Linked DNA regions of Homo sapiens: region 1 is linked to region 2. A link is a contact called in ENCODE Hi-C or POLR2A ChIA-PET data. All regions are on one chromosome and are shown on one strand. Each heading gives the region's core, a stretch centred on a gene start or an enhancer-like site at or near the end of the contact. The rest is flanking DNA. Distances are from core to core; before and after follow the strand shown. Region 1 has its middle 51 kb from the start of C10orf126. Region 2 overlaps LINC01517 (long intergenic non-protein coding RNA 1517).

The links. Hi-C counts contacts between places; a loop is a spot of excess contacts on that map. ChIA-PET counts read pairs that join two places held with the same protein, here RNA polymerase II (POLR2A). Pooled maps may share reads with other maps.
Region 1: a loop to region 2 is called in a map of heart right ventricle, with 2.1 times the contacts of the local background. The contact joins two enhancer-like sites. A Hi-C loop is called at or near these places in 8 of 168 maps with a recorded cell type or tissue (Calu3, Right ventricle myocardium inferior, ascending aorta and 4 more) and 10 of 50 pooled maps. POLR2A ChIA-PET finds 5 or more read pairs at or near these places in 2 of 52 experiments (Caco-2 and activated CD4-positive, alpha-beta T cell).

What each region holds. Positions count from the first base shown.
Region 1 is chr10:28,896,259-28,899,127 of GRCh38, forward strand. It overlaps the pseudogene RPL21P93. Among named protein-coding and RNA genes, the nearest start is that of C10orf126, 51 kb to the left of the region's middle. Within about 2 kb of position 1,618, at least 4 of the 41 ENCODE cell types and tissues checked have a DNase peak (open chromatin) inside an H3K27ac peak, as active enhancers do; they include heart right ventricle, where a contact is called at or near this core.
Region 2 is chr10:28,805,506-28,808,205 of GRCh38, forward strand. LINC01517 (long intergenic non-protein coding RNA 1517) reads left to right here. Exons shown (of 4, transcript NR_120652.1): 3 at 542-633; 4 at 2,385-2,700. Among named protein-coding and RNA genes, the nearest start is that of LINC00837, 11 kb to the left of the region's middle. Within about 2 kb of position 1,251, at least 6 of the 41 ENCODE cell types and tissues checked have a DNase peak (open chromatin) inside an H3K27ac peak, as active enhancers do; they include heart right ventricle, where a contact is called at or near this core.

The DNA.
Region 1 (2,869 bases), core at 368-2,867, 91 kb after region 2:
GCGCTGACTGGTGCGTTTACAATCCCTGAGGAAGACACAAAGGTTCTCCACCTCCCCACCAGATTAGCTAGACACAGAGTGTCCACATAAAGGTTCTCCACCTCCCCACCAGATTAGCTAGACACAGAGTGTCCACACAAAGGTTCTCCAAGGCCCCACCATAGTAGCTAGAGTGTCCATTGGTGCATTCACAAACCCTGAGCTAGACACAGGGTGCTGATTGGTGTGTTTACAAACCTTGAGCTAGATACAGAGTGCCCATTGGTGTAATTACAATCCCTGAGCTAGACACAAGGGTTCTCCAAGGCCCCACCAGAGTAGCTAGATACGGAGTGTGGATTGGTGCATTCACAAACCCTGAGCTAGACACAGGGTGCTGATTGGTGTGTTTACAAACCTTGAGCTAGATACAGAGTGCCGATTGGTGTATTTACAATCCCTGAGCTAGACACAAAGGTTCTCCACGTCCCCACCAGACTCAGGAGCCCAGCTGGCTTCACCCAGTGGATCCCGCACCGGAGCTGCAGATGGGGCTGCCTGCCAGTCCCGCGCCATCCACCCGCACTCCTCAGCCCTTGGGTGGTCGATGGGACTGGGCGCTGTGGAGCAGGGGGCGGCGCTCGTCGCGGAGGCTCGGGCTGCACAGGAGCCCACGGAGGGGCGGGGAGGCTCAGGCATGGCAGGCTGCAGGTCCCGAGCCCTGCCCCACGGGAAGGCAGCTAAGGCCCAGCAAGAAATTGAGCACAGCAGCTGCTGGCCCAGGTGCTAAGCCCCTCACTGCCCGGGCCGGTGGGGCCGGCCGGCCGCTCCGAGTGCAGGGTCCGCCGAGCCCACGCCCACCCGGAACTCGCGCTGGCCCGCAAGCACGGCGCGCAGCTCCGGTTCCCGCCCGCGCCTCTCCCTCCACACCTCCTCGCAAGCTGAGGGAGCTGGCTCCGGCCTTGGCCAGCACAGAAAGGGGCTCCCACAGTGCAGCGACGGGCTGAAGGGCTCCTGAAGTGCCGCCAAAGTGGGAGCCCAGGCAGAGGAGGTGCCGAGAGCGAGCGAGGGCTGTGAGGACTGCCAGCACGCTGTCACCTCTCAATAGTATATTGTTTCCCATCTTCCCCTACTTCTACCTCCCTCTCTTTCCAAAAAGAAACAAACAAAAAACAGAAAAGCCAAGAATGAAAGAGAATTTATTTTTTCAACCTTTTTGTTCATATTTCAAAAATCACAAACTCCTAGCAGACATAGACTGGGTTGAAAATGATTACATTTCTATGGAATGAGCCCTTTCTATCTAAATGCTAGACTCTCCCAAATGGGCGCTCTTTCATGTTTTCCTGGAGCAGGGGTGGTGTGGGACAGCGACCTCTCATCATATCGTCAACAGCCAGAAACATAGATACAACCGGAATGTTTTCTGGAGCCAATTTGCTGTGTGCAGGCCTCAGCGTTCCGTATCGTTTTGTTCCCTTCATTCCACTAGAGCGGCTCCAAGTCATGACAACCGGTGGGGATAATTGACGTAAAAGTGCTCAACCCCGAGTGGCCGAGCTTCCCCCAGACAATTGCTGGATTGTTCGGGGACCTGTTGATGCAACAAACCTCGTGCTGAGAAGCTTGCCCCGTAATTAGCAAGCAATGCTGTCAAGCTCATCAAATGGTTTTGTGTGATGGAATGAACGAGACAAAGCACTCTCCTCTCCTTCGCTGGCAGGGAAGACAGTCGGTTTCTGAGTGGAGCTGACACTTCTGTAAGGGGAACTAAGTGAATGTGGCTTCCATTTCACACTCGTGCTTTCCGGACTGATACCAAATCTATGAGCCTGAGCTCTCGAGTTTGGCTCTCTGGTACCGGGCTGATGGGCAGCAAAGTCTTAATGAAGCTCAGGGAAGGAAACAATGGCTTTGGGTTGTGAGCCCTGTTTTCTTTATGCCTCAATAACCCTGAATAACCTCTGGGAATTCTCAAAAAGGAGCATGTTTTGCACTCACTGAACACAGAAAGGAAGTTCAACACGTGATAGTTTTAACCTTGACGTTGACTTTGCCTATTTGGGGAAATTAGAAATGATGCAAGGTGATGTCCAAGTTACTCAGTGCTAGAAGAATACCGTTCACTGTGTATACTGTACACTGTGATTAAAGCAAATGTAAATTTTATATTTTTATTTGCTTTTATGAAAACATACAGTTGTAAAGAAACATTGAGGAGTGTTGGGGAAAGCAGCAGATGAGAAAAAACATGGGTAGAAATTTAACTTTTAAAGGCCTCAGCTGCCTTGACTGTAAATTGGGAACATTCTTCATATAATCTTTAGAATGTTATTCAACCCCAAATATGTATGAACAGATGGATCATGTCCTTTACAAAGCATTGTAATATATATAGTTATGTTCTTAAAAATCCTTTCCTTCTCTCTGTACATATATATTGATATTTATATGTTTATAAATATATGATAGATGATAAAGCTCTATGGACACATTGATGCATTAGATATTTTTCCTATATACTCATACCAGTTAGAAATATAGATGCATTTAAAACCTGACTCATGTTTCTGAATTGAATGAGAATGGAAATAGTTACTTAGCACCATACATATAAATATCCAAATAATGATTGTTATTGATATCAACATACTTATAACTGTGATGATGACTGTAACACCATTAAAGAGGTATCTAAAAGGCAGAAATTTCTTTTTTTTTTTTTGTAGCCCAGAGATCCTTTATTATTTTTTTTTAACACCTATTATGCCATGAATTCATAGGGAATAGGTTCCAGCAGCTCAGGCTCCTTCCCATTGGTTCTCACAAAGTGTGCTTCTCTGGGTGGAGCAGGCTGGCGCTTTAGTTGAACCCAGGTACCTTTCTCTTT
Region 2 (2,700 bases), core at 1-2,500:
ATCTATCCTATGTGTTACAAACAACCCAATTATACTCTTTTAGTTATTTAGAAATGTATATTAAATTGCTATTGACTATAGTTGCCCTGTTGTGCAATCAAATAGTATGTCTTACTCATTTTTTTTTTTTTGGTACCCATTAACCATCGCCACCTCCCTCCAAGCTCCCTACTCCTTTTTCTTGCCCTGTTGCCCAGGCTAGAGTGCAGTGGCATGATCATGGCTCACTGCAGCCTTGGATTCCTGGCCTTTTAAGTGATCCTCCTGCCTCAGCCTCCTGAGTAGCTAGGACTACAGGTGCATGCCACCATGCCCAGCTAACTTCTTTTATTTTTTTTTTATTTTTGAGATGAAGTCTCACTCTGTCGCCCAGACTGGAGTGCAGTGGTGCAAAATCTTGGCTCACTGCAACCTCTGCCTCCCTGCAACTTCTGCCTCCCGGGTTCAAGCAATTCTCCTGCCTCAGCCTCTTGAGTAGCTGAGATTATAGGCACTTGCCACCATGGCTGGCTAATTTTTTTTTTTTTTTTCGTATTTTTAGTATAGACAGGATTTCCACATGTCGCCCAGGCTGATCTCAGACTCCTGACCTGGATCTTCCCACCTCAGCCACTGAACGTGCTGGGATTACAGGTATGAGCCCCCACACATGGCTACCTTGGGTTTCTTTTGAATGATGCAGATGGTTGGGCCTTACTTAAATGATTCTTCAGGTCCCTAGTGAGTCCAAAGCTTTCGTATCTCAAAGTGTTACAAGTGTCTGGAGGCTCAAACAGCCTCGAGAATCACTGATCTATGTCCCTGATGTCTAGCAGTCTCTTTAAGTCGGTCCTCTTCCCTACAAATATGCTTATATTTTTCAGAGGACTCCTAAATAAGTCCTTGGTTAATCCTGAGTCTGGTTCATTCACTGGCAAAGAACAAAGAGAAAATTTACAAACACGAGAAGGCCTCAGAAGTCAGACTACATAAATTATTTTGGAAAAGGCTTTTCCTTCTTGTATGATTTTCAGAGGGACTTTGGGAAACACACACACACACACACACACACACACACAGAGTCTGGGAGACAAAGTAAACAGGAAAGAAAAGATAGTCTTTTATTGCTTGACGGTTTAAGTGAAAAAAAGTTTATTTCAAAAAATATTTTGACTCCCCCTTTTTTCCCTTTAAAAGTGCATCAAGCTATTTTTAGGAGGGCAGGGTGGCTGGTTTTGGGGGACGAATGAAAGCATGACATCACCATGCTATTTTGGTAGCGCAAGAAGAGAAACATGCCAGGCTAGGTTGGCTTGGGCTTGGTTCTGTGTGTTTGGGAGCTGAATCGCGTCTTTTTCTAATTTGGTTTCTCTCAGAGCTGTGGCTCTTCACTGGAGACTGGAAGCATAATATTTATTCAAAGCTAATTTGTAAACTTCATTTTCAGTTGAAGGTCTGGAATGGAAACTCCTATTGTGATCTTAAGGGCTGTAACCCAGAGAATCTGGTTCTTCCTGGAGTATTTCAGCAGGGATCAGGTTTGCAGACTTTTTCTCAAGGGCCCCAACGAGAAACCTGACTGCCTGCTCTATTTTAGGTCAACTGTGGGGTATCGGTTTGGAAAGCAAATTCTTAACCTGAACTTTTTGTTGCTGATAAGGCTTTGCGGCTAGCAAAGAGGTAGCTTTCTCACTCATTTAGATTTTGCAGTGGAATCGCTCCCTGCATGTGTATTATTGTCAGCAACTCCTATTTTCCCCAGAGAGGTTTTGAAATGTTCTTTCTGAATGTTCATGTTTATAACTTTTCTCAAGTGGAGCTCCTGCTTCCTAAAACACATTCAGCTTGTTCAAGAACTTGCCCCCACCTCCCACCCCTGGAGACAAAAGTATACCTTTGTGTGCATCTGTTAAGCCTAAGATGTCTGAGATGGTTGTTTTCTAAACTAACTCACCAATCGCTTTATCATTAAAAGCAGCATTTTACTCTCATGTTCCTAACCTATTTATGGGTCTGTGATAGATGGTTATTTTTTTGGCAGGCTTGAGATAAGCCTGGGTCAAGGAAACAGCTTGTGTTCGTCTCTTTAAGCCTCACTCATCCTTGCCATATCATTTCATGATTTCCTTTCCTGTTATCTTCAAACATTCCCTCAAAGCAGAAATTGACAAGAGCGAGGAGGTTGGGAAAGGGCTGGCAAAGCAGTTGTTTTTCTTCGTGTTCTAAAATGGATGTTTTCCTTTCCCCCACAACCCCCACTCCCACCCCACTTGCAACCTTTCTTTTTTATTACCCACCCCTGGGTCTCTAAAGATGATGGAAAAAAATAACTCCTTTCCCTCTTTAAAGAAGGGTCCCTAAGAGGTTTCTAATCAGCTCACTGTCAGCCTGTTTCCTCTGATCAGCTTAAATAGGTCTACTTGAAGTTCACAACTGCCAAAACCGCGTGTTCAGACTGAAAGGCTGGGAGCATTTCAGACGCATTTATGAACTTCCACCAAGATGATCCGGCAGGCTGAAATCGCAGGGAGAGCGTCTGTTCAACAAACCCTTTCTTCTTGATTGAATTAGTGTTACCCACTAACAGGATGAGGAATTCCCACTCCACAAGCTGACTTTTTTTCCTCTTTCCACCTCCCGCCTCCCTCCATTAAAATGTAAACTTGATTCCTGTGTCCTTTGCCGGAGCCTGGCTTCCCTGTAAGCCCATCATAAACATCT